2 separate regions of the Homo sapiens genome follow, and region 2 is linked to region 1. A link is a loop called in an ENCODE intact Hi-C map of the cell type or tissue named here. Cell type or tissue: mammary epithelial cell. All regions are shown on one strand. Links, peaks and the distances in the headings refer to the core of each region. The heading gives the core; the rest is flanking DNA.

The links. Peaks named below come from ENCODE experiments on the same cell type or tissue, not always from the same donor. Only the 100,000 strongest peaks of a DNase experiment are listed, where the experiment ranks them.
Region 2: it touches region 1 in a loop (26-fold over the local background); 8 of 110 quality-filtered maps call a loop at or near these places.

Annotation. Positions count from the first base shown.
Region 1 is chr12:43,494,111-43,510,404 of GRCh38, forward strand. It overlaps ADAMTS20 (ADAM metallopeptidase with thrombospondin type 1 motif 20), which reads right to left. Exons shown (of 39, transcript NM_025003.5): 4 at 8,042-8,295. Among named protein-coding and RNA genes, the nearest start is that of ADAMTS20, 50 kb to the right of the region's middle. In mammary epithelial cell, for the core only: a CTCF peak has its summit at 7,759 (motif pointing right); no DNase peak of the experiment used is centred there; H3K27me3 peaks cover 360 bases.
Region 2 is chr12:43,668,643-43,684,936 of GRCh38, forward strand. No RefSeq gene overlaps it. Among named protein-coding and RNA genes, the nearest start is that of PUS7L, 82 kb to the right of the region's middle. In mammary epithelial cell, for the core only: a CTCF peak has its summit at 7,766 (motif pointing left); no DNase peak of the experiment used is centred there.

The sequences.
Region 1 (16,294 bases), core at 4,464-12,463:
TGGATCTGGGCTACCTGTGCAATGAAATCTGCTTCTAAACCCTAGATCACCTTCTTGTTGGCCACTGCCTAAGTCAAGGCAGCAATTGCTCCAGGGTGTGCTACTTCCCTCAGTTGTTTAATAAAGAAATGTTCAGTATCTACTCATTGCTTTGTTGGCTAGAGAAGCAGATATAGATAAGAGGACAAAGGCCCTGACCTTATGAAGCTTACAGTTTGTTAGAAGTATCACTACCGGAGCCCTCACTCTATCAAAGCTGCTTCACCACAACATATAACATGACTGCTACCAATGTCTCTTGTGCCAAAAGGACTACTACCAGAACTAGAGCCAAAAGCATCTTTAGAGCTGCTGACACTGTAGGGTCAGCATGAGCATAAATACATAATCCAGCATCTTTACTACTGTTATAGCTGTGCAGCCTCAAATATTTACAGGTTTGTCATCTGTACCTATAGTGATGACTTTGGCTCTGGTGGTAGCATGTTTTGGCAAGAGTGGAGGTAGCCCCAGTGGGGTTGACAGTAAGTTAAGACTGGGATGGTCAGCTGATTGGTGATTTCAAGCAGGTCTGTTAGCAATGCAGTATTTCTCACTTTAAAATAGGAGCTGTGAATTTACAGTTGAATTTATATATTCATTTTACAGGCAATGTTTTAAAATACATCTACCATGGAGAAAAAAAAAGCACACCTGTAATTATGATTTTGGAGTTACTTTGATCCTGTGAGTTTAAAAGTGGATGCTTTTCTAAGTCAAATTACAAGGTAAAAGACAAACCTCAAAGGTATTTATAAAAGCTCTTTTTCCCCTATAAATGAAAAACAGCTGTGAAGACTTCTGTGTCTCAGAATAATATGCATATCCAGTGGTCCACAGAAAAAAGAGCATATGCACTATGAGGTGTCTACATGGCTAACTACTATATCCATTGTCCCAAGTATTTTGACTATGAATGAAAATCTGGATGTTATAATATCAGCTATAAAATATATAATCACAAAAATATTTCCAGTTTCGGAAGGAAACAGATGCTGCACCTTTATTTAAAAGTGACAAATCTGCAAGCTAGAATTTGGAAAAAAATTCCCAATATTCTGATAGTATAATTAAAATATATTACTACAGCAAAATATCCTTGAATGTAACACTAAGGAAAAGATAATGCAAACAATTGTTATGCAAGGTGGATAGTGGCTATAAAACATAGTTATTTAAGGGAAACAGACACAGGTTCCAATTCTAAGAGCCATTTGATAAAACCTACTTCTAGGCTACTATAAGGATTAAATGAGATGGTCTGCAAATAGTATTTAGATTAGAGCCAGGATCATAGGGATCAATCACAGTGGCTATTGTTCTTATTGCTACTTATAAAGCTTTTTCAGAAGAAAAGGCATAATACAGATATAGATATACATAATGCTAGTTCTAGTACATGTGTTTCAAGTTAATTATCACAGTATGTCTAAATTGGAAGCAAAGTATCCAAAAGCATGATTGCTTTATTATCTCTTTTAGTACTTACTGAATATCTATTGCCCATCAAACCCTGTGTTGCTTACTAAATATACAGAGCCAAACAAGGCATAATCTCTGCCCTTAACTCACAGTCCTCTGGGGGTAAAAGATACAAAAACAGATGGTTTGATTTAAATAATTTTTACTTCCCCCAAAGAAAGTGATATTTTGCTTTTACACTAAAATAGTATATTTCATTAAATAATTAAGGATGTCATCATGCTCATTTTTTCTAATTGTATCTCTTATTGTTTTACTGACCTTTATAATTTAAGTGCTCATATAGGATATACGTATACCTTTAACTATATTTAGATGTTTAAAGGTGATGTTATTGAACAACTCTATTCAATAAAGCTAAATTGTGATTCAAGCAATGAATAGCCACAAGGCCCATTTGGTACTCAGAGAATTTTTGAAGCAGTATGTACAATGCACTTCTCTCCTTCCTAAAACTACCACCCCAAATTAGATTGCCTTGATGATAGGATACTACGTTTGCTATAAATAATAAATGAGTAAATATTAAATGATACATAAAATATTTATTCAATGTTTATTGTGTGCCAGATGTGTTCAAGTTTAAATGTATTAATTCATTTAATTATCACAACAAATCTTATGAGATAGGAACTATTATAGTGTCCATTTTACAGATAAGAACAGTAAGATACAGAGAAGTTAACTAAGACACTGAAAGTTAGGCAGCTGGTAGCAAACAGAACCCAATTTTCATTCTGTACAGTCTGGCTTTAGAGCACTGACTACTTTATCTGATCTTTATTCAGCATTCTGAACCAATTAGTTCTTGGTACAAAACATTTGAAGACATTTCAAAACCCTGCTGCAACACATCCCCCGGCCACTGGTATTGTCCTGTTATAGTCACTTGCCCGTGGCCTCAGAGAAGCCCTAGGCAGTCAGCAGACCTGGTCTTTAGTTCCAGCTCTAAACAAGTAGCTACAAGCTAGTTGTTCAACCCTGGAAAATGAGTTGATTTTTTTTGTCTTAATGTCTTTAATATCCATGTTGAGGCACTGGGTACCCTTGGGTCACAATGTCCTTGCATATTGGATTAATATTAACCAGGTGCTGTTGGGAAGAGTTGTGAAAGACATTTGTTTTAAAGAACAAAATCATTCCACAGTTTGAGAAATGAGCTAAAATAATTAGATATCTTCATGGAATCTTGAATAGGCTAACACACATACACACACACACATACACATATTAAATCTATGAGACAGAGATATTATATACAGCATTTCATGCAACTATATGACCGTAGTCCTTAGCCCCCCGACCATGGAGCGTATCATAGGACTAATATTCCATTCCATAGACTACACTTTAGGAAACACCAGACCAGATTTCTAACGTATCATCCTATTCTAAAAGCCTTGTAATATTTTCAATATATTACCTTAATCACTACATTTTAGAGTGCTATGTATTCGAATTTTTATTGATCTACTTAAAATGTATTTAATCTTTCATTCCTTAAATGTTAGTTTCCTTCACTTAAGTAGTTCTGACTTGTTTATAGGTTTCATAAAATAGTAAATATTATTCTTTCATGGATATTTAATGAAAGGTGAAGAAGAAATGGTATGAATTGTATTGTTGAAATCTTTAAGAAAATTCTAGGCAAAATATACTTCATACAAAGCATGAAACAAATTGCTATCACCATTAACTTACCAACCATTTTGAAAATAATTTCTAGATAGAGCTTTAGCAAACATTCACATATGGTATGTTCATAGGCCACCTTCATTAAGAAGTACAAAGTCATCTATAAAAAACTGATTTTGACAAACAAATTTTGTTTACAAAGATCATTACTCTTTACTTCTTTGGAAAGATCTTTTCATTTTTAAATTGAAAATGATGAAATTCTACATACATACAAAGCGAATATGTGCAAATAATTAAGAATATGCAGAGCACTAAATTGAAGGGAAAAGTAATATAAATGGTTATACCTGAAGTATGAAAGCATATCATTAGTTTTTATTTTAATATAGTTAAAAATCTTCCCCATCCTAATAACGTCAGTAAAAGCAACTAACAAGATTGAAAGTAATGGTATAAAATCAATGTAATGCAAATGAGGGTTTTTAGTTGATATATGCCTCTAATAATAGTAACCATAATTTAATGAAAGGGTTAATTCTTGAGGATTACATGATGCTCCTTAAACTTACATTATTAAATCTGCAACAGGATGAATATTATAGAGTCAAACCCTTACAAACACAATGAAGTGTGGAAGTCTTTAATACTTAGTAAATATTTAAGGTCTATTAAATAACAAATTGAGTATCAAAATAAATATACTGAAGAAAAAACTGCTCTAGTTTACATACATTTTTAGTAGCTTAATAATGCATATATATATGCCATTTTAACCTGGTGTTGTCACCCAAATTCCCTATGAATAAAGGTTTTAGAATAACAGCTGAGTATCTCTGCTCATTTAACACAAACACTATTTCACTAGATATATTAGTGTGTTCTTCTCCACTAATTTTAATGTTAATTCCAGAAACCTTTAAGTAAGAAGGGTCTCTAGCCTATTCTAACAACATTAAGTGCAACTAAAAAGTGAATCAAGTCACATTCTTTATTTCAATATCACTGCACTCAGGTATTTCGTTAAATTGTTGAAAGCAAAGAAAAAGTTTAAGAAGACAGCACAATTGTTTACTTCGTGCAGGATGAGTAAGGATAGATAATCCAAGTTGTGTATATAATCCATTTGCTCAATCCTGAAAGCATTCCCCTATTTCCCCCTTTATATTTGGAGCTCAACAGACAAAAATTATTTTTTCATCACTTTGAACTTGTCTTTATCATATACCAAGCCTATGTCACATTGTCTTGACCTTTTCCTAAATTACCGTGACAGAATATCACCAATAATCCATGTGTATGTTTGAATAAATGCAGTTAGTGCCTTCTAAAAACTGGAAAAAGTATGCAAAACCTGAACAGCTCCTTCCTAAACTAGAAATATCTGTGGACACTTATGTGCAAATAGCATTTCTCTTACCCCTTTAAAGCGGTTTTTGAAATGGTCTTAACAAGTAACAATAAAACAAGTTGGACTGGATTTGATCGCTACACAGTGTGATCAACAGTCCCAGTTTGCTCAGGACTGAAGGGTTTCCAAGGACATGAGACTCAATACCAAAACTGATCAAGTTCCAGGTAAAACAGGGAGAGTTTGTCACCCTTTCTCTTAAGTTCCCTTTCACCTTTAATATTTTTGCAACCATAAATATAGTTGTGATCACTGTTTTTTAACCAATAAAACAACAATTTATGTACAGAACCATAGGGTCTACTAATTTTCCTATGTCCTCACTTGAACATTCTTTCAGTGAGAGAGAAGAAAAGCACTAAACCCAGGTAGCTTAGAAGTCATCTGAAATTGGGCTTCTTAGGAAGAAAGAAAGCATATACAAAAACTCAAAGTATCTCAAAAGGGAGACTTACCCTCCTTAATTTTTCCTCCTACCCCACTTATATTTGGAATGCACACCTTTTCCTCAACTTTGCTGCATCTATCTCCCTAAGAACAAAAGCTTAACACAAACCAGATGACTGCGTCTATAAAAATTCTGTCTTCAACAGAAACCTGCTCTCTTTCTACTAGGCCTAAAAATCCAGAAAATGATAAGCACATGCATTGGTCTGTTGTTTCAAGCAATCTCAGATGCAGATTTGCTTTCCATGAAGTCAAAAGGTCTGTCTCCATTCCCTTCAATTAACTCTGGCTTTAAACCTTCCATGGAGAACTTTAGTTATCTCAAAGTATGTCACAATATCTTCTAACAGTGATGATACTGATTTTTTTTTTTTTTTTTTTTTTAGATGGAGTCTTGCTCTGTCACCAGGCTGCAGTGCAGTGGCACGATCTCGGCTGGGAACCGAGATTCCCAGTGGCAACCTCTGATTCCCAGGTTCAAGCAATTCTCCTGCCTCAGCCTCCCGAGTAGCTGGGATTATAGGCACACGCCACCATGCCCAGCTAATTTTTGTGTTTTCAGTAGAGACAGGGTTTCACCATGTTGGCCAGGATGGTCTCTATCTCTTGACCTCATGATCCACCCACCTTGGCCTCCCAAAGTGCTGGGATTACAGGCGTGAGCCATGGCGCCTGGCCAATACTGATTTTTATGTAAAATATAGATAACAAAACCTTTCTGAGGGTGGTGATGTCACCAAGAATGCATGAAACTATTCCAAAATTGGTCCTGTGTTTATTCCTTTATTCCTTCTAGTCAGTATGCCCAAAGCACTGACAATAGTTATCTGTCATTTACCATGTTTTAAAATCTATCAAATCTAGTATTTTCCTTCAGTATCTCTCCCACCCAACTTTCTTTCCTTATTGCTTTTTTTTTTTTGAGAGAGAGTCTCAGTCTGTCGGCCAGACTGGAGTGCAGTGGCATGATCGCGGCTCACTGCAACCTCCATCTCCTGGGCTCAAGCGATTCTCCAGCCTCAGCCTCCCAAGTAGCTGGGATTACAGGCATGTGCCACCACGCCTGGCTAATTTTTGTATTTTTAGTAGAGACATGGTTTCACTATGTTGGCCAGACTGGTCTCGAACTCCTGACCTCAGGTAATCTGCATGCCTCGGCCTCTCAAAGTGGTGCGATTACAGGCGTGAGCCACTACGCCGAGCCCCAACTTTCTTAATGAATGTCATCTCCTTTAACCATTTTCTATTGCAAAGTATATCCCATTGTTCCATATAATTGATACAATCTTGTACATATCAACTGACATCCTCCACACCATAGTTTTCATTAGAATCCCTTCATAATTTAGAGTTTGCCATACCAACATTTAGATAATTATTCATCTAGGTAATATATGTAGGTAATTTTACTTCAAATTCAGAATTTAAAAAAAGTAATTAGGATAAATTTCTATCTATACTTCTGTTGTCATTTTAAAAAATTCAATTGAAGTAAACAAAATAAGGGTAAATTTTACACAATTTCAAAAAATCATTTTATATATTTGTTTTTATTTATCACAATGCACTGAATTCTGAAAAAATATTACTTTTATTAATACTTTAACCATGTCTCCATTCATTCTTTCAGTAACTATTTATTGAGTACCCACACTGTATCATATACTGTGTTTAGGCAACGTAGACTATGGTATAACAATAAGAATTTAAGGTAAAATGTCATATTTTAGAAAAATGATTGTCTCTTATGATCTTCATGTCACAATGAACTGGGATCTAGCTAAGGGAAATTTACAATATCCTATAGATATGCCCTTGCTAAGTCTTTTCAACCAAGTGGGCCTGAATTCCCTATATGTGAATAGAAGTACTTCCAGCAATGAGATATGTTCCAAATACACTGAATCTATAAATAGGTGGCTATGTAATTCTTTTTTTTTTTTTTTTTTTTGAGTCATAGTTTCACTCTTGTTGCGCAGGCTGGAGTGCAATGGCACGATCTCGGCTCACTGCAACCTCTGCCTCCCGGGTTCAAGCGATTCTCCTGCCACAGCCTCCCGAGTAGCTGGGATTATAGGCATTCACCACCACGCCTGGCTAATTTTTTGTATTTTTAGTAGAGATGATGTTTCACTATGTTGGCTAGGCTGGTCTTGAACTTCCGACCTCAGGTGATCCTCCCGCCTCAGCCTCCCAAAGTGCTGGGATTACAAGTGTGAGCTACCACACCTGGCCAGTAATTCATCAACTAAACTAGCATGAAAAGGGCTACCCTTAGTGATTACTCTAAAATAACAGGCCTAATTCAGGAATGTCCCAGGGTGGTGGAGGGGGATACGCGCGCGCGCGCGCGCGCGCACACACACACACACACACACATGTAAGGATGAAGCGTGATGCCACTTACACAGGATTGACACCCTTCACTAGCTCTAGAATTCAGTTCTGTGGGTACTAGCACTACCACTGCTTGACAAAGATAGTAACATCAGATCAAGGACCCTTAGAGTTATCGTGACCTTATATTCCAAATTTGTTAGGACTGTTGCATTAGTAATAATCTATCCCTTTAACGCCATAAATACATGTATAACTTAAAATATTAAGCGTCCAAATTTCTGATTTGGAGAATATAGCCATAATAAAAATAGTATCTTCTCCCCTCTGTGCAGAAATAGGGTAAGGTTTTAAAATTCAGTTTCAAAGAGCAAAAAGATCAATGCAACTAGGATAGTCCTGTCACTAGAGGGCAGAAGCCATTCATGTGAGAAAGTAAAGAATAATTCAAGCATTTTCTATAAGAGGTTTTGGGGATTTTTAAATGTTTTAGAAAGGTGTCCAAGTAACAGAATAGGATACTTGCTATAACTCTATCTAAACTAAACTTCAATGAAATCTTATTTTTGGCTTAAACCTAGATACAAAATTACATCTAAAGAGTTTGGAAAAAAAATTTAATTCGACATGAAAAAATTTCATTAAGCTAAACATTTTAGGAAATATAAAAGTCATATTAAGTTTACTTACAATTGACATTAGAGTCAGTATATAGTTTTGCAAATTCGATCCATGAGCAGAAACCACTTTAGCATCAGCTGTAACCATAATTTCAATGTATCTTGGATATGATATAAGACGTTTTTTCCTGGAATGTCTTCTTTCATCTTTCAATGGTACATTTTTTGATGTGTGTCCTAAAACTCTTTCTTTCATTACATTAAGATCTTCATTCATGTTGCTGTAGGTATGAAAGGGTAAACTGGTTTCCTTTATTTGACTTTCTAGGGAGAAAAAAAGAATATAATGCAGAGCCATTAAATTGGATGTGACGAAAAATATCGCAAAAAATAGAACAGCCAAAAATATTTAATACTTACATATCTGTTCCCAACATGAAAATAAAAGAACAAAGAGAAATTGTTATTTAAAATAGTATTGTACAGCATTATCATGAAGATTGCTTTTTATAGTAATAAAAAGTTTGCAAAAGTTCACATTTTCTTAGATTTTACCAACAAGAAATTTTATCTAAGTCATATTTGAAAAGGAAGGTATGACGATTCAAAAGCATTTATTAACTACCAAGTAGAAAATAAAAATATCCAGGACTTCTTATGTTTTTCTCAGCATGTAAATTAGGTTTTCAAGTCAACAATGACATTTAATCTCATTACAGAGTAGTACCATTTTGTAGGGTGAAACTTCATAAAATATAGAAAAAAACAAACTTTCTTTATACTACATGCGAAAAGCACCAAGAACAACAGAAAATTAAGCAAAATAACAATATGTGGGTGAATCTATTGAATCCAGAAAGGCAAATGTTCCTATAAATTTTTTAGTACTTGATTATATAAAATACCTGATTTATTATGTTTGCTTATATATAAATACTGCATGAAAAATAATTGAACATTAAAGATTATTACAGTGAAGTAATATGCATTTAAGTCCTACGCACTTACAGAAACTTACACATTTATGCCTGTGCGTTTAAATCTTAATTAATTGCCCTAATGGAAAAAAAAATTCATAGGCTGCACAGGTGCTTGTCCTATTTCTCTCCCCTTCATTTTGTTCCTCTCCTTTCCTCTTTACTTCTTCCTTTTTTCTTGGCTAATTTTTCTGACAATTGTTTGGTGGTGGTATTTTCAATAGAAAAGCGGACCAAAGGAGTCAAGTGAGAAGAAATAAAGGTCCTGGATAGTTTAGAAACCAAGTAATCAATACCAAAATAATCAATAACCAAGACATGGCTGTATTATAAGAATTAGATATAAATATAAAAACATATTTCATTATTATTAAAATAATTCATTTTAAGTACGAATGTAATCCTATGGCTGTAAGAAAGAAACAGAACACTTTAGACATTAAGTTTCCACAGATGAATTTTTTTTAATTAATATAAAAAATTTTATTCGTCTTATTCTTTTTTTTCTATTTAATTTTTATTTTAGGTTCAGGCGTACATGTGCAGGTTTGTTCTGCAGGTAAACTCGTGTCATGGGAGTTTGGTGCACAGATTATTTCGTTACCCAGGTACTAAGTATGTTACCCCATATTTGTTTTTTTCTGATCCTCTCCCTCCTCCCACCATCCACCCTCAAGTAGGCCCAGGTGTCTTTTACTTGGTGTGTCTATGTATTCTTGTTATCTAGCTCCCACATACAAGTGAGAACATGCAGTATTTGGTTTTCTGTTCCTGCATTAGTTTGCTAAGGATAATGGCCTCTAGCTCCATTCATGTTGTTGAAAGAACATGATCTTATTCTTTTTATGACTACATAATATTCCATAGTATATATGTACCACCATTTTCTTTATCTAGTCTGTCACCGATGGGCATTTAGGTTGGTTCCATGTCTTTGTTACTTTAAATAGTGCTGCAGTGAACATACACATGCATGTGTCTTTATAGAACAATTTATATTCCTTTGGGTATATGCCCAATAATGGGGTTGCTGGGATGAATGCCAATTCTGTTTTTAGTTCTTTGAGGAATTGCCACACTGCTTTCCACAGTGGCTGAGCTAATTTACACTCCCACCAGCAGTGTGTAAACATTCCCCTTTCTCCACAACCTCATCAGCATCTATTATTTTTTTTATTTTTTAGCAATAGCCATTCTGACTGATGTGAGATGGTATCTCATCATGGTTCTGATGTGCATTTCTCTAACGATTAGTGATGTTGGGCATTTCTTCATATGTTTGTTGGCTACCTGTATGTCTTCTTTTGAAAAGTGTCTATGAACTTCTTTTTCTAATTCCTAAAAACATCTAGCTTTTAATATTGTTATGTTCCTAGGTTTTAAAATTTATCTCAGTGGAAAATTCTGGAAATTTGACAAATTGTGCAGTCCTAAAACTTTTTCTTGCCATTTTCTCCTGAAGTGACTTGGTCACTAAAATATCCATGACCAATTACTGGACCCTAGAGGAGATCCCAGATATACCTGATATATAGAAATCTCAATCAAGGAAAAGATAAATATTTATGCTTTGATTTATTTGTTAATTTAAAGGAAATATTGCATGTCTAATCCATATCAGGAAACATTTAGGTATTGAGGAGCAAATAGCACCTCATAAAGCTTACACTCTAGTTGAAAGAGGCAAAAAATAAATTAACAACATAGTAAAGATAAAATTTCAGGTATCTTTAGGTGCTTCAATACCAATTCAACCAAGAGACAAAAAAAAATATGATTCTACCTACCAGAATGACTAAAATTACAAAGAGCAATAATACCTACTGGTACAATCACTTTGAAAACCAATCTGGCAAATTTTAAATTAGACATGCATCTACCCTATGACATTGCAGTTCCACCCCTAGGTATTTATCTAAGAGAAGGAAAATATACATTCACAAGAAAACTGGTATAAGTTCATAGCAAAACAAATATATAGACTGATGAACTGCAATAGAGACCCCAGATATAAACCCTTGTGTATATGATCAAATGATTTTTGACAAGAGTGCCAAGACCACTCAATATAGAAAGACTAACTCAAAATGAGTTACAAATCTAAAAGACCCAAGATATTAAAACTCCTAGAAGAAAACATAGAGAAAGTGTTTCATAACATTGGATTTGGCAGTGATTTATTGGATATGGCATCAAAAGCACAGGCAACAAAAGCAAAAATAGACAAATGGGACTACATCAAACTTAAAAAATTATTGTTCAAAGGACACAATCAACAAAGCAAAAAAGCAGCCTATGGATTAGGAGAAAATATTTACAAACTATATATCTGATAAGGAATTAATATCTAGAATATAAAAAAATTCCTGCAACTCAACAACAGGAAAACAAACAACCTGATTAAAAATGAGTAAAGACTTGCATAAACACTTTCCCAAATACATTATACAAATTATCAACACACATATGAAAAGATGCTCAGCACAATTAATCATTAAAGAAATGCAAATCAAAACCACAATATCACTTCACACCCATAAGAATGGCTACTATTAAACACACACAAAACAGAGAGAAAGAGAGAATAACAAATGTTGACAAGTATGTGGAGAAATTGGAAACCTTATGCACTGTTGGTAGTGTTGTAAAATGGTATAACCACTACGGAAAACAATATGGATGTTCCTTAAGAAATAAAAATAGAACTACCATATGATCCAGCAATCCTACTGGGGTAAATATCCAAAAACAATGAAAGCAGGGTCTTGAAGAGCTATTTGTACACCCAGGTTCATTGCAGTATTATTTACAATAGCTAAGAAGTAGAAGCAACCCAAATGTCCATTGACAAAGGAATGAATAAACAAAATGTAGTATACACATACAATGAAATATTATTCAGTATATAAAAGGAAAGAAGGCATGTGTGGTGGCATGCACCTGTAGTTCCAGCCACTCTGGAGGCTGAGGTGGGAGGATCACTTGAGCCTCCAAGTTTGAAGCTACAGTGAGCTATGATATACCACTGCACTCCAGCTTGGGTAAGAATGAGATTCCACCTCTAAAACAAACAAACAAAAACAACAACAACAACAACAACAAAGGAAGGACATGCTGTGACATATGACAACATGAATGAACCTTGAAGTTATCATGCTAAGTCAAATAAGCCAGTTTTTTTTTTTAAATCCTGTATGATATTACTTAAATGAGATACTTAAAATAGTAAAATTCACTGAAACAAAAAGTATACTGGTGGTTACCAGGGGATAGAGAAAGGGAAAATGGGGAGTTGTGAATGTATATAGTCTCAGTTTGCAAGATGAAAAAGTCCTGGAGATCTGTTGCATAACAATGTGAATATACTTAACACTACTGAAGTGCACACGTAAAAAGGGTTAAGATGGCAAACCTCATGTTACCTTTTTTTTTTTTTCTTTTTGAGGCAGAGTCTCGCCTCAGGCTGGATGGAGTGCAGTGGCGCGATCTCGGCTCACTGCAACCTCCGCTTCTCGGCTTCAAGCAATTCTCCTGCCTCGGCCTCCTGAGTAGCTGGGATAACAGGCGTGCGCCACCATGCCCAGCTAATTTTTGTATTTTTAGTAGAGATAGGATTTCACCATGTTGGTCAGGCTGGTCTCGATATCGTGACCTTGTGATCTGCCCGCCTCAGCCTCCCAAAGTGTTGGGATTACAGGCGTGAGCCACCGTGCCTGGCCACCTTTTTTTTTTTTTTTTTACCACAATTAAAAAATGTTTCAAAGAATGTTTATAGCACTTTTATTCATAATAGTAAAACCTAAAAACAACCCAAATGTCTGTCCACAGGAGAAAACTAGAAAGGACAAGAACTAAGTTTCACAAAGGGTAGAACAGTGGTTGTCAGGAGCTGGGGAGTGAGGGAAACGAGGAGAGGCTGGTCAGACATACAAACTTCTAGTTATAAGATGAATAATGTCTGGGAATTGAATGTACAGCATAGTGACTATAATTAATAATACTGTCTTATTTAATGGAAATTTGCTAAGAGAATAGCTTTTATGTGTTTTCACCACACACATACAAATTGGTAACTCTGTGAGGTGATGATGTGTTAATTTGATTGTGGTAATCATTTTGCATGTATACATATATCAATCATCATGATGTATACCTTGAATATATACAGTTTTTATCAATGAATTATACATCAATAAAGCTGGGGTGGGGGAAGTGATAATGAACAAAGCTTCAGCAAGAGATGCTTTCCTTGTCCATACGTGGCATCCTATTCTGGGAAAGGCTGACTATGCTAGCTGATGTAGCAGCACTGGATATGATTTGCAATGTGGGACTACAAGCGGCCCTCATCTAAGAAGAGAAAAGCCTTCTCCACACTCCTCAAAAGAAAGCATCCCTCTTGTCAAGTAATTTACCACTTGTCTCTAGCAGAAGAACAAATCCCATCTTATCTTCTACTGCCTGTTAATATCGCACTGCCTGCAGAATCTCCCAAAGTCTGTCTGGCCTAAGTGCTAAGAAATTATATATCTCAATGGCTAACAATAATAAGTAAAAAACAACACAATTCAATTAAGAAAGCACTATGGTTTGAAGAAATCAGGCTGACAGAGACTAAACTAGAATAGATGGTTTCTGTGCAAACTAAAATAATGAAAGACTGCCACATTATTCATAATCCTAAATGCCCATCGATGACAGAATGGATAAAGAAAACGTGGTATATATACACCATGGAATTCTATGCAGCCATAAAAAGGAACGAGGTATCTTTTGGAGGACATGGATGAAGCTGGAGGCCATTATCCTTAACAATCTAATGCAGGAATGGAAAACCAAATACTGCATGTTCTCACTTACAAGTGGAAGCTAAATGATGAGAACTCAAGTTCACAAAGAGTGGAACAACAGACACTAGGGCCTACTTGAGAGTGGAGGGTGAGAGGAGGGAGAGGAGCAGAAAAAAAATAATTATTGGGTACTGGGCTTAGTACCTGGGTGATGAAATAATCTGTTCGACAAACCCCTGTGACACAGGTTTACCTACATAACAAACTGGCACATGTACCCCAAACCTAAAATAAAAGCTAAAAAATAAAATAAAATGATGAAAGAAACAGTTTCTGTCTGAAATGAGAACACTGAAGGAGATGATAATTAGATCACAGAAAAAAAGTCTGCAATAAAAAAGCATAAATTTTTAAAGAATATTATTATCATTATCATTGAAACATTTAATAACACCAAATAAGATAGGTGCTATTGTTAATCTCATTTTACAGATGAGGAATCTACAACATACAGAGCTTAAGAAACTCACACAGTTGCTAAGTAATGGAGGTAGAAATAAAAACAAATAAAAGGAACAAAACTAAACAGATCATTTACCATGATAAAACTGAATGGGTTGAATTTGTCCACCAAAAAACAGAAACTTTATAGAAATGAGTTAATGAACAAAATCTAGCCATATGTTAACTAATCAGTAGCATGGCTGGGATTCAAATCCTGGGGACCTGGTTCAGAGTGTTTTCTTAATTAAAATTTTTTTATTATTAAAAAATATTTTGTAGGTACATAGCAGGTATATATATTTATGGGGTACATGAGATATTTTGATAGAGGCATATAGTACATAATAACATCAGGGTAAATGGGGTATAAATCATCTCAAGCATTTCTCCTTTCCTTGTGTTGCAAATAATCCAATTATACTCTTTTAGTTATTTTGAAATGTACAATAAATTATTGCTGACTGTAGTCACCTTGTTGTACTAGACTTTATTCATTCTATCTAACTAGGTATTAAGCCCAGCATGCATTAGCTAGTTTTCCTGAAGTTCTCCCTCCCCCAACCCTGACAGGCCCCAGTGTGTGTTTTTCCCCTCCCTGTGTCCATGTGTTCTCATTGTTCAACTCCCACTTATAAATATTGAGAACATAAGTTGTTTGGTTTTCTCTTCCTGAGTTAGTTTGCTGAGGATAATGGCTTCCAACTGTACCTATGTTCCTGCAAAGGACATGATCTCGTTCCTTTTTATGGCTGCATAGTAGTCCATGGTGTATATGTACCATATTTTCTCTTTCCAGTCTATCATTGATTGGCATTTGTTGATTCCATGTCTTTGCTATTGGAAATAGTGCCGCGATGAATATATGTGTGCATTTATCTTTATAATAGAATGACACAGGGACTCTGCTTGACAATGACGTTTAAAAACAAAAGGAAAGAGAACCAAAATTTAACAACAAATTTTGGTTGTTGTTATTGATATTGTTATCAATATAAATATTGATAATGTTATCAATACAGATCTCAGGGGTTTAATTTCATCAGCAATGGAATCAACCATAAGAGAACATTCTATACAACTCTTTGGCAAAGTAATTGAACAATTTAGAAGAGATCTATAATTTCTTACTTGAACACACAACAGTGTTAATAAATGTTGTCACTGTAAGTAAGGAAAGTGAGAAAATTAAATCCAACATAGTTTTTAAAATATAGTTAAAAACTAAAATAAAAATATATGTCATATATGGGTATAATAACATCACGTAAGAAGAAGAAAGCAAGGAGATGACAAACATGGAATTAAGAATGCTGGTTGCTTCAGGTAAGGGGAGGCAAGTGAACAAAATGGGTGACGGAAGTGAAATTATGTGGTTGCATTTGGGTTGTTATCCAGGTCTTATATATTGTATTGGGTCATATATTCATCAATATGTGTTATATTATTAATAAGTTCTTAGTAAATAGTAATATACCAAACTGACTGCTATAAAAGCAATATGCTGGCTCTCATCACTATCATATAAAATTGTTTTGGTAATACTAGCTAAAGCAATAAGAAAATAAAATGAAATAAACAGTATGAATATTAGGAAGAAAATTTTTTCATTGTTCTGATTTTATTTTGTAGATGAAAGCCTTGCATAACTGAAAATCCCAGGAGACTAAATAAGAAACCAATTAAGACAATAATCCTCAATAGAGAAGTAGTTGAATAATGTAATGTTAGGCAGTTGTTAAATGAATGAATTAGGTCTATAAATTTTGATATGGAAGGATGTCCAGAATGCATTTTTAAGTAAAAATATAAATGGTGTGTGTAGTTTAATCCCAGTTTTGTAAAAACAAACTCTTCCAAATATACAAGTACTCATAAAATTTGTATAATGAGCCTAAAAGGTATACACCCCAAACATTTAACAGTAAGTGAGACAGAAGACAGAGACAGTAAAACTATTACATGCTTTCTTTAACATCTCGGTGCCCTTTAAATTATTACAATGAGCTTATTTTATTACTGTAATTTTAAATTTAAATTATTATTTTTAAAAAC
Region 2 (16,294 bases), core at 3,253-11,252, 170 kb after region 1:
TAGTCACAGCAATACAGCAAATTTGCGCTCTATCCCTGAGCCCCAATTCCTGTAAGGTGATAAAGAGAGACCCAGTGAATCGTGCACGTGTAGGAGGTTGCATTATGGGAGTGGAATTCAGAGTTTAGGGAACTCGAATCTGTTCACAGCAGGCACTAAACCTGCCCAATCTTGCACCAAAAAGAAACATATTCATAATATTGGACAGTAAAGAAACCTGCTGTATATAAAGATAGATGATAGATAGAAGATAGATAGATAGATAGATAGATAGATAGACGAGATAGATGCACATCTGTGTGTATCTATCTCTAATATACGTATCTGTGTGTATCTATATCTATGGATATAGATATCTGTGTGTGTATATGTATATGTCTGCATATATATATTTATATATATAAAATACTCATAGGAGTATTATAAACTCATATACATTCCTTAGATATTCTCTAGAAAACACAAGAACTTGAAGGATGGCAAACTATAAAGATGATGGTGATCTCTGGAGAATGTGGAGAGGTCCAAAATTGGGAGCAAGTGGGATTTTAGCTTTATCTCTAAAATCCCAAATTGTAATTTAAATAGACTATATATTCATATGTGTGGTAGGCTGAAAGTGCCCCAAGCCCAAAGATACAGGTTCTAATCTTAGAACCTAAAAATGTTACTAATATGTCAAAAACTTTGCGGATGTGATTAATTTAGATTATTCTAAACTATCAGACTGGGTCCTAAATGTAATCACAACTGTACTTATAACACTGAGGTAAAGGGAGACTTGACACAGACACACAAAGGAAAAGGCAACGCAAAGATAGAAAGAAGAGAGAAAAAAGTTGGAAGTTGCTGGTTGGAGCGATGCAGTCACAAGCCAAAGAATGGCAAGAGCCATCAGAGGCTGGAAAAGGCAGGCAACAGAATCTTCCCTAGAGCCTCTGGAGGCAGCATAGCCCTGACCACACCTTGATTTCTGCCCAGTGGAACTCATTTCAGAGCTAGAGCCTCCAGAACTGGAAATACATTTCTGTAGTTTTAAGTCACCCAATTTGTGGTAACTTGCTACAACAGCCACAAGAAACTAATACAGTTTGTCATTTATGAAATCTTTTTTAAAAAAATACACATAGAGAAAAGACAAAAGCACAAAAACCAAAATGTTAGCAACTATTCGTTCTGGGTCACAGGATGTGGGTCATTATTCATCTCTTCCCTTTCTGAATTTTTCAAATTTAAAAAAAAAGGAAAATGACAACAACAAACAGAACAAGGGGGATGCTAAGGAGATTCACTCTGAGAAACTGTCAGAAAATCAACATTTACACAAACAGTTTTACTTTAAGGCTAAGTTTCTCAGATAAGGTATTAAATATAGAAAATTGATTTAAATATTATGTACTCTCTAAGATGGATTAATGTCTGTAAAGCAAATGGCCATTGTTTAAATAAATTTGATTGATATGCAATCCAATGCCTCTGGTATACCTTGAGGAAAATCTGTTCTCTGGAATACTCTTGGCATCTCTTAGTTGTTTCCAGGTACCTTGCAATTAGCATTCCACAGACCATAGCTCTGTTTTGACTTTTATATCAAAGAAGGTCCTTAGTCTCTAATGGAGAACACAAGGCTTAGGCTAGGGTAATGCCACAAAGAAGTGACCTGTAACTGTCCATATTAGCAGTCTTCGAATTGGCTTATACTTATTCCCAGATATACACCTAAGTGGCACAAAACAAGGATATTTTTCAAGTAATAATTTTCGTAAGAACCCTGAAATGTCCCAAGACGCTGACTGAGAAAGTATCTTTGCTAAAGAGGTAGGTTTTACTTTCCTATATCCCCTTTCATGATAGTCATTTTCCCCCTTACAAGGAAAGACGTCATTCTCACCCATCCTGAACCTTACCATGATATATTCCCTTAGGATATACCCTAGTGTTAACTAATAAACATCTGTGCATACAAACTAATTAGAGAAAATAGTTCCATATCCAGCTCATTAAGATCCAGGTTACCAATAAAAGTTAATTTTTATAGTTACCACCCATTTATCAAATGCATAACATATTCATGTTTTTGTTATTTGTATTTTCTTGATAATTATAATAATTTAATTCAGACACTTTTTGTACTTATAACTTTATGGTCACAGGTCATAAAAAGTTCAATCTTAATTTGTATACATATTTTTATGACAAATAAATATGAAAGAATTCTTATCTTAGCCTAGCCTAAAGTGATCATCTAAAGCTATCACCTTAGTGAGGGATGTAAACTCAGGGCATCAGGAAAAAGGGAGAAGGAAAAAAGAGGCAGGGAAGAAGGGCAAGCTAATATTAATACAAAGGAGGGCAAGATTTGTGTCCAATACCAAGGACGCACAAACTGAGAAGCGAAATTATTTCAACAATCTTGACTATATCAAAGAAAAATATATGTGTACTGGCAAAGGGGCTGAATTTTTCCATTACCAAGAGTCATTAGGCCTGAGATTTTAGACATTCACCTCAATTTTCTATTACTTAAAAGACCAAACCCTCTGCTTTATCTGTCCTGTTTGATGTGTTTACTATTCTAAAAAAAATTATATGAGAGGAAATATAGATCCAGATTTAATTTTACTGTTGCAAAACCATTTATCCTCCTACTGTCTTTAAAAGAGCAGAAAAATAAAATTTATGGCCTTATAGATGTTTAATTTAAGGATTTTGGAATACCAACAGTTTCATTAACCCTAATCACTCCACTCAAGTGTATAAACATCTTGAATGATGAAGGGCATTTGCAACAGGAAGACAGATGATTACATTACCTTTAGTTTGGACATTTGATCAAAGAGCTTCCTGTCACCTTGGAACAGGAATTTCTATTTAGATTGCCAGTCAGATAGATGCTCTATCATCTTTTTAATCAAGATAAACAACTCTACTGCCACAGTTACAGTGCAACCAAAAGAAATATAGGAACATACACTTTATAGGTGGCGAAGATGCAGATTATAAAACAGTACAATTAGCTGTTTGCTCTTAGTTAAAAGGATCTTCCCTGATTATTTTTAACAAAATTTAAAAACCTCACTAAAATTAATTTCAGGTATATTTTGCCTATAACAATATGGTGCCAAGCTATAAGTCACAGTGTCTATTAGATTATAAAGCTTCTCAAATACTCTCTGTATTTATTGAACAATACACTCCCCACCCTCTTTGGCTTCACTGATTCTTTTTTCTGAAGTGCCACATCTAGGAAATTTTATGTTTAAAATCAAATTATGTGAGTTGTGTCTCTACTTCCTGGTTAGATTACAATTATTCTTTTAGCTTTTGTATTCCTAGACTGTGGGAGTAACTATAAGAAAGACCCTTTTCTACACTTGGAAGTTGTCTCTAGCTTCACAGAAGCTGGACCCAGATTTGAGGAAGGAGTGTCAGGGGATGGAAAGGGATAGAATGAAGCTAGTTTTGGTATTTCTCTAAACGTTTCAAAACTGTAGTGTCAAGAGATAAGCCACCAGGTGTGGTGGCTCGTGCCTGTAATCCCAGCACTTTGAGGAGGCTGAGGCGGGTGGGTCACGAGGTCAGGAGTTTGAGACCAGCCTGGCTAACATGGTGAAACCCTGTCTCTACTAAAAGTACAAAAATTAGCTGGGTGTGGTGGTGAGTGCCTGTAATCCCAGCTACTCAGGAGACTGAGGCAGGAGAAGCTTGAACCCAGGAGGCGGAGGTTGCAGTGAGCCGTGATCACGCCACTGCACTCCAACCTGGGCGACAAGAGTGAGACTGTCTCAAAAAAAAAAAGGAGATAAGCCAAGAGTCTCTGTTTCCCTACTACACAACCCTTAGCTAATTATTTCTGAGAAAAATTCTGTGGCCTGATTTTTACTGAAGGATTGTTTAAAAATCCAGACAAGAAGTGTTTTCTTTTTTAGATAAAATGCTTTAAATTGTTGTTTAAATAAATATTGTTACTCTCCAAGTAAAATAAATGTTCAGTTAATTCTTATCTTTGAAAGGAATTTAATTATCAAAGACAAAAGCTCCCTCCTTTTGTTGAAAAGCTGAACAATTTTCTATTGTGTTTCCTTTTAAGTAGAGGCCTTTCAATAATGTTCAACCTTCAATTAAAAAAAACAACAACTGTTGTGGGGTGGAACCATCAGCTCTGGGTACATCATTATTTTTCAGAATGATTGGTGATTAACAAATAAATTATATCATCCACTTGCATTTATTAAGTTCCCAAATGAACATAAAGTTATGCTGCATGCTGTATGAGGCAAGTTAAATAGACACAGTCCCTACCTTCTAAGAGGGAATTAATCCTATTTGTGAGATAACAGCATGATGTAATCCATGCTATCCAATGTAGCATTGAATGAGAGCAGATTTTACTCATAGGAGTATTATAAACTCATACATATTCCTTAGATATTCTCTAGAAAACACAATTAAGAACTGGAAGAATTATTCCTGTCTTTCGCATAGGTGATCTGATAGTGACCCTAATTATTTGCTTTCTGTCACTAATCATCCGGTCATCATGAAATATTAAATTTTAGGGAAATTTTTATTTATACGATTAATTAAACTGGTTATAATAGAGTTTCCCAAAGGGTAGTAAACTTACGATTACCTAAAAATAATTTTAGGTGTCACATGCATGACATTTTTTACTTTAATAGTAATATATTTATTGTAATGCATAGGAGAAGACATTAATTTACTACCTTCTTAAATCTGTGATATAACATTTCCTTTTAGATAAATTTATTTATGTTTAAAAAGTGATTAGATTTTTAAAAAATATATTAAATGGCATGTAGATATGACAAGAGTCATAAAGGCAAAAGGAAAATAATAAAGTTTAGAAAACATTTGGTTAGAATATGAACTTGGCATGTAAGTAGTAACAGAGTAGTGCCAAAATGAACTAGCTGGCTTTTCACATAAAATTGTCTTGTTTGACGTGGTAATGACATCTTTTTGCATGGAATTACAACAGTTGAAATATTAGGTAAGAGACTAAATAAATCAACAAAACCTACCAAAACCGCTTGTTAAATAATTCGAGCTGTATACACTAAAAAACAAAAAACCATTTCAATTAAGTAGTCTAAAAATACAATGGTATAAAAAAACTTAGGAATAAAATTATTATTATTACTTCTTTTTTTTTTTTTTTGAGATGGAATCTCTCTCTGTCACCCAGGCTGGAGTGCAGTGGTATGATCTTGGCTCACTGCAACCTCCACCTCCCAGGTTTAAGCAATTTTCCTGCCTCAGCCTCCCAAGTAGCTGGGTCTATGGGTGTGTGCCACCACGCCCAGCTAATTTTTTGTATTTTTAGTAGAGACAGGGTTTCACCCTGTTAGCCAGGAGGGTCTTGATCTCCTGATCTCATGATCCACCCGCCTCAGTCTCCCAAAGTGTTGGGATTACAGGCTTGAGCCACCGCACCTGGCCAAAAATAAAATTATTTTTAAGTACAAGACTTGTATACTGAACATACCATCGAGACAGATTAAAGACCTAAATAGATGGTAGACATTCTTTGTACATGGATTGGAAAACTTAATGTTGTTCGGATGCAATACTGCCCAAATGGATCTACAGATGTGGTGCAATCCTTAGTAAAATCTCAACTGGTTCTTTTGAAGAAATGGAAAAGCTGATTCTGAAATTTTTATAGAAATGCAAGGGACCCAGGTTAGCCAAAACAATCTTGGAAAAGAAAACCAACGCTAGAAAGCTCTCACTTCTTCATTTTTAAACTTACTGCAAATCTACTGTAATCAAGACAGTGTGGTACTGGCATAAGGATAGACATAGAGATCAATTGAATAGAAATGAGTCCAGGAGATTAGATTCAAGACAGCTGACTAGATGCAGCTAAGATGTGGCTCCTCCACAGAGAGGAAGCAAAATATCCAGTAAACCTTCACACTTCAAATGGATCTTTAGAGAGAAAACACTGAAATGTAACAGAGATGTGATGGAAGGCACTGTGATTGAAGAGGAAGGAAGTGGAGTATCCTGCTGGGTGTTGCTAGGTGCCAGAACCAACCCCTAGACCCAGACTGAACCCCGGGAAAGGATGAATGAAGGAAACCCAGGGCACCACATTCCCACCGTGGACCTCTGAGATCCTAGCTACGGGAGTTCCCATGACTCCTGCAGATATTTGGAGTGGCAAGGAGAGCTGTCTGGAGAACAAGCAGAGGCACCGCTTAAACCTTCATGGAGCCCTCAAGATTTCAGCGTGCTGGGCAGCTATAGCAAAACATAACTCTAGGCACCCATCCCCTGAGGCTCTGGGTCATGCCCTAAGTGGCTGCAGCTCCTGCCATCTGTGGAGGCCAGGAGAGATTTGAGGCTGGGTGTGCTCATGGGCCCAAGACAGAACCCACCATCACTGTCACAGGACTGAGATGCATCATATCATGTGCCCCTCATGCCTGCTGGTCCCTCTCAAGACTATCTGCTTGTCATTCCCACGGTGGGGCAAGTGGGCACCCACAGCACAGTCTCTACTGCCCTGCCTGGAGTGGTTTGTTGGTGGCCTAGGAGCAGTTCAACACCTCCATCACAGCCAGTGCATGACCCTGAGTGGCCAGGGGACAATCTGCTGGTCTGGTCCCAGTTCCCCAGGACTTGACCACACCGCCTAGGGGTATGAAGATGAGACTAGTGGCCTGATCTTTAGCAGGAGAGGAGCCCCCACTGTCAGAACACAGAGAAGAGTTTAGTGCAGGTCCATGTCATGACGCAGGAGTTGGGCACCCCTCCTTTCACAGGACCTGGAATGTGTCTGGCCTGATAGCCTTACTTTCTGCCACAGGGAATTTTATACTCTGGAATGCCTGGAATGGCTCAGTGATCTGGGCATAGATGACTTGGAAGTAGCCTAACTGGTTGGGCCTGTTGCCAGAGCCAGACACTGAGAGGAGGAAGACCCACCAGATCAGGGTGTGGGAGCTGAGCAGGCCCCACAGCTCCCTACTGCGCTGAAAACCCCAGGCCACCCCTCTTCCTCTGAGCTGGCTCTGTGGCACAGGAGAGATGCCTCTGCCCTTCCCTGGACGGTTGTCCCAGTGGCCTGAGAGCTGCCCCAGAACTTCACCAAGGTCAGCACCTGTACCTGCCCTAGAGAGCCTGAACCAGCCTGACCCAGCAGTGTCCAGCTTTGCTGCCTCTAGCTGCCTTGGCAGCAGTGTGGGGAGTGACCCCTGAGAGCCACACACCCCACCCATCGCCAGGGACACCCCAGTACTTCCCCTATCAACAAAGGCCAAATACAAATTCCACTACCAGTTGGGCACAGTGGCTCACGCCTGTAATCCCAGCACTTTGGGAGGCCAAGGTGAGTGGATCACCTGAGGTCAGAAGTTCAAGACCAGCCTGACCAATATGGTGAAACTCCATCTCTACCAAAAATACAAAAATTAGCCAGGCATGTTGGTAGGTGCCTGTAATCCCAGCTACTCTGGAAGATGAGGCAGGAGAATTGCTTGAACCCAGGAGGCAGAGGTTGAGGTTGCAGCGAGCCGAGATCACACCACTGCACTCCAGCCTGGGTGACAGAGCAAGACTCTGCCTCAAAAAAAAAAAAAAAAAAAAAAAAAAAGCCATTACCATCACTGTAACTTCATCTTGCCTACAAGCACCATCTATTGGCTGGGAGGTCAAACCGTACTGTCCATCACAACTTCTGACATTAGTGTACGTGTACGACAGCCAGTTGTCACTCACAAGCACCACCTACTGGCATGCATGGTGAACTGCCCAACCCAATGTAATTCCTGCTGACAGAGGTGCTGGAGAACAAAATATGGCTCTCTCTATCTTTATTGGAAACAGTGAACCTGATCACACATACAGCACACTGCTACTACAACCTACAAACAACTAGCATTAGAGAAAACCACTACACTATCTATAACCAACTAATTCAAACAGAGATTTGGCCACATGAAACTACATTAAAAAAAAAGCCAGCATAGGCAACAGTCACACTCTCAAGGAGAGAAGAAAAAAACTCACCCAAATGAAAGTAAATTCAAATGTAAAAAGTGACAGTTTCTACAGATAAGAAGCAACCAGCACAAGAACTCCAGCACCATGAAGAAACAAAATGCTGTGATACCCCCAAAAGACCACACCAGCTCTCTAGCAATGGGTCCTAACCAAAATGAAAACTTTGAAACGACAGATAAATAATTTAAGGTATGGGTTGTAAGCAAGTTCAGTGAGATCTAAGTGAAAGTTGAAAAATAACACAAAAAGGCATAAAAACAGATCAGGAGTTCCGTTTTATTGAAAACAAACAGTTATGTTTGACTGAAAAACAGAACTTCTGGAAATATAAAATACACTGAAGGAATTTCACAATACAATTGAAAGTTTTAACAAGACTACACCAAGCAGAAGAAAGAATATCAGAGTTTCAACATCTGTCTTTCAAATTAACACAGTTAGACAAAAATAAAGAAAACACAATATTTAAAAGTGAACAAAGACTTTGAGAAATATGGGATTTTGTAAAGTGATCAAACTTACAACTTTTAGGCATTCCTGAGGGAAAAGAAGAAAAAGAGGTTTGGAAAACATATTTGAGGGAATAATTCAGGAAAATTTCCCTGATCTGGCTACAGATGTAGACATCCAGATTTAAGAAATGCGAAGAATATCTGCAAGATACTCTACATGATGAATATCATAAAGCCATGTAGTCATTAGACTATCCAAGGTCAACATGAAAAAGCAAATCTTAAAGGCAGCTAGACAGAAGCATCAAATCACTTACAAAGGAAATCCCATCAGACTAACAGCAGGCTTTTCAGCACAAACCTTACAAATCAGAAAAGATTGGTGGCCTATCTTTAAGCTCTTAAAAGAGAAAAAATTGCTAGTCAAGAATTTTATATCCTGACAAACTAAGATTCATAAATGAAGAAGAAATGAAGTATTTCCCAAAAGAACAAATGCTAAGGGATTTCTCACCACTAGACAGGTCCTACAAGAAATGGTCAATGGAGTCCTAAACATGGAAATGAAAAGGTGATACTTGCCATAATAAAGGCACACATAAGTAGAAAGTCCACAGATCCCATAAAGTAATTACACAGTTTAGACCCCAAAGCAACTAGCTAACAAAACTATGACCAGGAGAAAAAAAAAACCTCACATATCAATACTAACCTTGAGCATAAATGGCCTATATACTCCACTTAAAATATAGAGAGTGGCAAATTTGATTAAAAAGAAAAAAAGACCCAACTATCTGCTGCCTACAAGGGACCTCCCAAATAACTAAAGACAGACTCAAGGGAGTCGAAAAAGATATATCATACAAATGGAAAAAAAAAAAAAAAAAAGCAAGCAGAGTAGCCATTTTTATACTGGATAAAACAGACTTTTAACCAACAACAGGAAAATAAGAGAAAATGGGTATTATATAATGATAAAGGATTAAATAAAGCAAGAAGATTTAACTATCATAAATAAATAGCACCCAACACTGGAGCAACCAGATTCATAAAATAAATACTACTAGACCTAAGAAAAGGGGCTGACAGAAATACAAAAATAGTGGGGACTTCAACACCCTACTAGCAACACAAAACAGGTAATCAAGTCAGAAAGTCAACAAAGAAACTCTGGACTTAAGTTGGACTCTGGACAAAATAGAGCTAATAGACATTTGCAGAACATTCTACCTAACAACCACAGAATATACATTTCTCTCATCTGAGCATGGAACAGTCTCCAAAATTGACCATATGCTTGGCCACAAAGCAAATCTCAATAAATATTAAAAAATCAAAATCCTATCAAGAACCGTCTTGGACCACAGTGGAATAAAATTAGAAATCAATACCAAGAGGAACTCTCAAAAATACACAAGTACATGGAAATTAAACAACTTGACCCTGAATGATTTTTGAGTAAATAATGAAATTAAGTCAGAAATCAAATATGTTTTTAAAATGAATGAAAACAGAGACGCAGCATACCAAAACCTCTTGGATTTAACAAAAGCAGTGCTAAGAGAAATTTTTATAGCATTAAACCCCTATATTAAAAATATAGAAAGATCTCAAATTGACAACCTAACATTATAACTCAAGGAACTAGAAATGCAAGAACAAACCAAACCCGAAGCTAGAAGAAGAAAATAAATAACAAAGATCAAAACAGAACTAAATGAAATTGAGACCAAAAAAAAAGATACAAAGGATCAACAAAATTAAAAGATGGTTCTTTGAAAAGATAAATAAAATCAATAGACCAGTAGCTAGTTTAACTAAGAAAAAAAGAGAGAAAATTCAAATAAGCACAATCCAAAATGATAAGGGTGCATTACAACTGATACCACAGAAATATAAAGAGATCATCAAAAATAACTATGAACATCTCTATGTGCACAAACTAGAAATCCTAGACACAATGAATAAATCCCTGGAAACATACAATCTCCCAAGGTTGAACCAGGTAGAACAATTTATTTATCAATTCCTTGTTGTTAGAAATTGTCATGGTTCATATCTTCTAGTACTGTAACTGTGAAGAAACAAGCCACTTCATATATACATCTTTGTATACTTGTCCAATTATTTATTTTAAAAATATTTGTGGATCTGAAATTGCTGAGTTAAAGGTTAGGCTTTTCATACATATTTCTAAATGTATGAATTTAGAAATATGTATGAAATTCCCCAATTTTGAGTACCAAGCTCTGCCCCAGTTGTAGAGGTGGACAAGATTAACAAGATGGTGATTCTCAGGTAATTTGCCTTCTATTAGGATGGATAAATTTTGGATTAATAAATATAGGTATGATCTGTGTTTCAGAGAGGGGAAACACAAGGCATTTTACTTGCCTAGAAGAAGTGCCTCTTTGTTCAGTTCAGGCAATGCTTTACTAAGAGATGTTTAAACAGATCCTGCAGAGCACAGGTTACAAAGGAAAAACGTGTTTCAGAAAGAGAGAAGACAGTATGATAGATGAATCAGGGATAAGACAGAATATGCCATTTGGGGAAATTAAGTAAAGCCCAGTTTGGCTAAAGCCATCTGTATGACAGATAAAAAGTTAATATCCTTACTATATGAAGAACTCTTACAAACCATAAGAAAAATTTGAGTATATCAGTGGGAACAGACAATTCATCAAAAAAGAAATATAAATATATAATAATTTTAAAAGTTCAGTCCCATTATTAAAAAATTCAATTAAAAATGAAAAACATTTTTAAAATTTTTGCCTATGATACTAACAATGTTTTGAAATAATCAGCATCCAAAATGGATAAGGGTCATTGTGAACAATAATACATGGTGGCTAAGAGCTTGAATTGAGAGCCAGACTGCCTAGATTCAAAACCTGCCTGTTACTAACACCATAAGACAAGGAAAGAAAAATTAAAAATTAAACGTTTTTAAAAATCTGCCTGTTTCACTTACCACCGATATGATCTTTGGCAATTTGCATAATCTCTCTATGCCTTAGTTTCCACGTCTACAAAATAAGACTAATGCAACCTTCTAAGTTTACTGTGGAGATGAAATAATATATGTCAAGTGATTACAGCAGCACCTGGAACACAGTGAGTAACCAGTAAATGCTGTTATTATTATGTGACCTTGCTCAATGGCTTTCCATGCCACCGTATCCACACACTAAATCATTATAGATATTTTGGTTTATTTTTAATTGTACAATCTGACACTGGTACAATACTGAATTGATTACATAATATATGTTAATATGGAACATGTTCATTGCTGAAGTCTTACATATTAAAATATATTTCAATGATAGGATAAATTTCTTGGTTTTTTTTTGAAACATTTTCTTAATATTTCTTATACATTTTTTCTAAATGCACTATAAAATGCCTTTTTAAGTTTTCAAATTCTAAAGTAAAATATTCCAAAAACAAGACTTGGAATTACATTTAATTATAGATTAATATGGAGAAATTACACCTTACAATTACAAATTACAACATTGTAACAATATTGAGGATGTCCCATATCCATGTTTATGTTATTTCCCTTTATTTATTTTACTCTTATATCTGCACACAAAAATAAATACAACCACAGCAGTATATTTTGTAGTTTTACATATATAGGTCATGCAGAGGATAAAACTTTGTGCATGAATGTATGTGTATGTGTGTGCATGTATATTCATATAGGCCACACATGAGATAAAACACATATTTACATTTTATTTATACATACATGCATACATATATGTATGTATAAAACAAATTATGTGGGAAATTCCAACAAAATTCAATAATATTGGAATAAATGCATAAGCATATCACTTTCAAAAACGACTCCATTTTAAAGAAGAAACATATTTATTTCAAAATATGAGTGTGTTTAGCTAAAGATGAAGCTCGTTACTTTATAGTTAAACTATTTATTAGTAGCCTGTAAATATAAAGTGTCAGGAATTTTTTTAAGTAATAATACTTGCCCGCTTTACTGATGAAATTATCATTTATATTCACATACACAAAAACACCCAACTTTCTATTTCCTAACTTAGCTTATGAAAAATTCATAGAAGTTAAAGGATTGTTGTCTTAGATATCATGGCATTTGGAATTCTACTTGAAATACTTTGTTTATAATGGATAATAAATATTCATAGGATAAATGGGTACCATCTAACATGATTCTTTACAAGGGAAAATTTATTCATTAATCATTCCCCTTCCAGGTTAAGTTCATATTATCTCTTGCTAGAAAAAAACAAAAGGGCAGCCTCTGGGTTCCGGCACATAGGCTGAAATAGGCTGTACAGGAATCATGAAGAGTTGGGCTGCACTGCCCAACTTCTATTCTGTCATTTAACAAACCCAGTGTTTTGCCCAAAAAAGTCTAGTGAGTCAAAAGGGGGACTAGGTGAAGTATAAGATAAATCAGTGGCAAAAATCTGCACAAAATACATCTGAACACTGAACCAGATGTGGACTTTCTGTGATGCTAAACATTTAGGGACCTCTCCTTTGCATAGACCACCATGGTTGCATGATCATTTTTGTAAGCTTGTAAAGATATTTTGTATTTTTATTCTTAAGCAGGAACCTCCTCTCTCCCATATTAAATAAATCTCAGGCATCACAAAACCTGAATCCACTCCTGCTCTTCACTCTTCTAACAATCACTTCCTGCCCTTAATTTTTTGAGACCTCTCACTAAATAAATATAAAGGGAATACATTCTCTTGGCATTGTTAGAATCTCCATGACTGTTGGATATCTGCATCCCATCGCCCTGGTAACCCAAAGGAAAGAAGAAGGATGAATAACTTCCAATTCATTTAAACTTAATTAGAAAGAGAAAAGGATAGTTTGAGTGAGGGTGGGGACCGGGGGAGGGACCTAATTTTATTGCACAGAATGTTAACGACCAAAAGTTAATATTTGTGTGCTACAAAATATATGTCAACATTATTTTAAATTCCTAGCTATATTTGAGGAGGAGACCAAGAAAGACCTCTTTGGTGTTATCATCCCCCTTATTCTAAAACACAGCTGCTCTCAGACGCAAAGAAAGGAAAAGAGTGGGCAGTAGATGCCTCACACTGCCTCTAAAGTTTTATTTTGGTTACAATTTCATAGCAGGTAGATGAGAAAAATGCTAACATTAATGAGGAAATATAACTATTTAATAAATGACATTTGTTTGAATGTAGCATTAGAGAATTCAATCCTTTCAAGAGCAGAAGTTCTAGGAACACTAAGCTTTCCTTCACAAAGTAAGGTATAAATTGAATAAAGCGGGTTTTTTTGTGGGGGGAAGAGTAGCACATCTTTCATATCTTGCAAGTGCAGGTGCAAAAAAGGAGAAAGTTGTGAAAAACAAGTGATACAAATAATGATTTAAGAGACCACTGAAGTTGGAACATTGTTGAATTAATATTTTCTTTAAACTGGCGTGAAATATGTTTCTAGATATTTCTTCCTCATTTTTAAAATTTATTCATATTCAATATGAAAATAACCAAGACTTTCAAAAGGTAACATAGTTATATTCAGTATTTATCACAAAGTTTTTGTTCTGCAACATTTGCATGTCTTCCTAATTCTTTTTGATGCTAGCCCAACCAGCCCCCACCTTCTGTTAAATGATGCTTGTCAGGATTTCTAGTTCATCTCCTTTGTTTCAGTGAAGTGTACTGTTCTTTTTTCCACACTCAAAGCAATGATATAGGGATATAAAACTACTGAAGTTCTATTTTATTAAGGAGTTTTATTTCAATTTCAGATAATTTTGAACAATTCATATTCTTTATACCTGACCTGCTTTGATAAATAGATTATTAGGACATATGGATAATGTGTTATTTTTACTATTTACTTATTTTTCTGTCCCTTATTCCAAGTATATTTAATTTACTAAGTTGACAGGGCACATGGCAAGTTATAAGATATGAGCACATTGTGATTTTTATATTAAAAAATTCCAATGACTACCTTAAGGTATTCTCCAATGACTTAGTATTTCCATTTTTATTTTCAGAGCATCTTTAACCTAAAGTAACTCTCATATGGTGGTACAGACTCCTCATTTCCCCCAGTAGTTCTTCTCCTTTTCCATAATAAAGAACTCTTGACTTTTTAGTTAGACCCATAGACACCCAGAATAAGAACTACATATCCTAGCTTCCATTGCATCTTCAAGCAGCATGTGACTGGATTCTAGCAAGAACATATAAGCAAAACCTTTCTGTAAAAGTAGTTGGCCCACATATTTTCCTCCTTTTTTGGTCAATTTCCCCCAACCCCCCGCCACCACCCCCCAGCCTTAGAAAATGTGAATGGAGCAGTGAACTAGGACCATGAGTAGACGCTAGGAATGGAAATCTACACATTGCCAAACAAAAAGGGAGGAGGAATCTCTTTCCCAAGAACTTTGTGGAACAGATATTTCTTATCAGCATTGTACTGCCTATTTTGGAATTTTACTTAAGATGTAAATAAATTACTCTCGTTTAACTCACTGGTATTTTGGGTTTCTGGTACTGATAACTGAACATTGCCATATCCGATATGTGGTATTGTACCAGCTAATTTCCTTGGACATAAGCGCCAAATACAAAGATCCCTCTCTAGCATGTAGGTCCTATTAAAAGTTTATGTATAGATAAACATTCTTGCACAGTATTTACAAGCTTTATACTGGCAATGAATTTATATTTATGTCTGATATCAAATACTGCAAAGCTGAAGTTACTACTACTAGCTACAGAAAAAGCAGCAAACCTTCAAGGAGAAAACTACCTTGGAACTATACTCAAAAGTTAAACTCTGCACATGACATTCCTATCAGGTATGAGTCTTTAAATTACTTTGTTATCAATTGGCCAATAATTTAATTCCATCATAACCTTTGAGGAAATAAACTACATAGATATGTATAAATAAAATAATCAGGTCCAAAAATAATAAAGAAAAGCAAACAATGTGGCTAGTTGAACCATTCATTCATTTATTTAATGGGCATATGTTAAAATTCTTTGTACTGTTTCTTGTGCCAATTTATTCATACACATATAAATAAAACATGTCCCTCCTAGGGTATTGCATTTTTATATTTAAAGAGAAACAGGCAGCCCTGCCTCTCCCTCTCCTTCTCCCCCTCCCCTCTCCCCTCTCCCCTCTCCCTTCTCCCCTCTCCCCTCTCCCTCTCGGTCTCCCTCTCCCTCTCGGTCTCCCTCTCCCTCTCTTTCCACGGTGTCCCTCTGATGCCGAGCCGAAGCTGGACTGTACTGCTGCCATCTTGGCTCACTGCAACCTCCCTGCCTGATTCTCCTGCCTCAGCCTAACGAGTGCCTGCGATTGCAGGCATGCGCCACCATACCTGACTGGTTTTCGTACTTTTTTGGTGGAGACGGGGTTTCGCTTTGTTGGCCGGGCTGGTCTCCAGCTCCTAACCGCGAGTGATCCGCCAGCCTCGGCCTCCTGAGGTGCCGGGATTGCAGATGGAGTCTGGTTCACTCAGTGCTCAATGGTGCCCAGGCTGGAGTGCAGTGGCGTGATCTCAGCTCCGCTACAACCTCCATCTCCCAGCCGCCTGCCTTGGCCTCCCAAAGTGTCGAGATTGCAGCCTCTGCCCGGCCGCCATCCCGTCTGGGAAGTGAGGAGCGTCTCTGCCTGGCCGCCCATCGTCTGGGACGTGAGGAGCCCCTCTGCCTGGCTGCCCAGTCTGGAAAGTGAGGAGCGTCTCTGCCCAGCCGCCATCCCATCTAGGAAGTGAGGAGCGCCTCTTC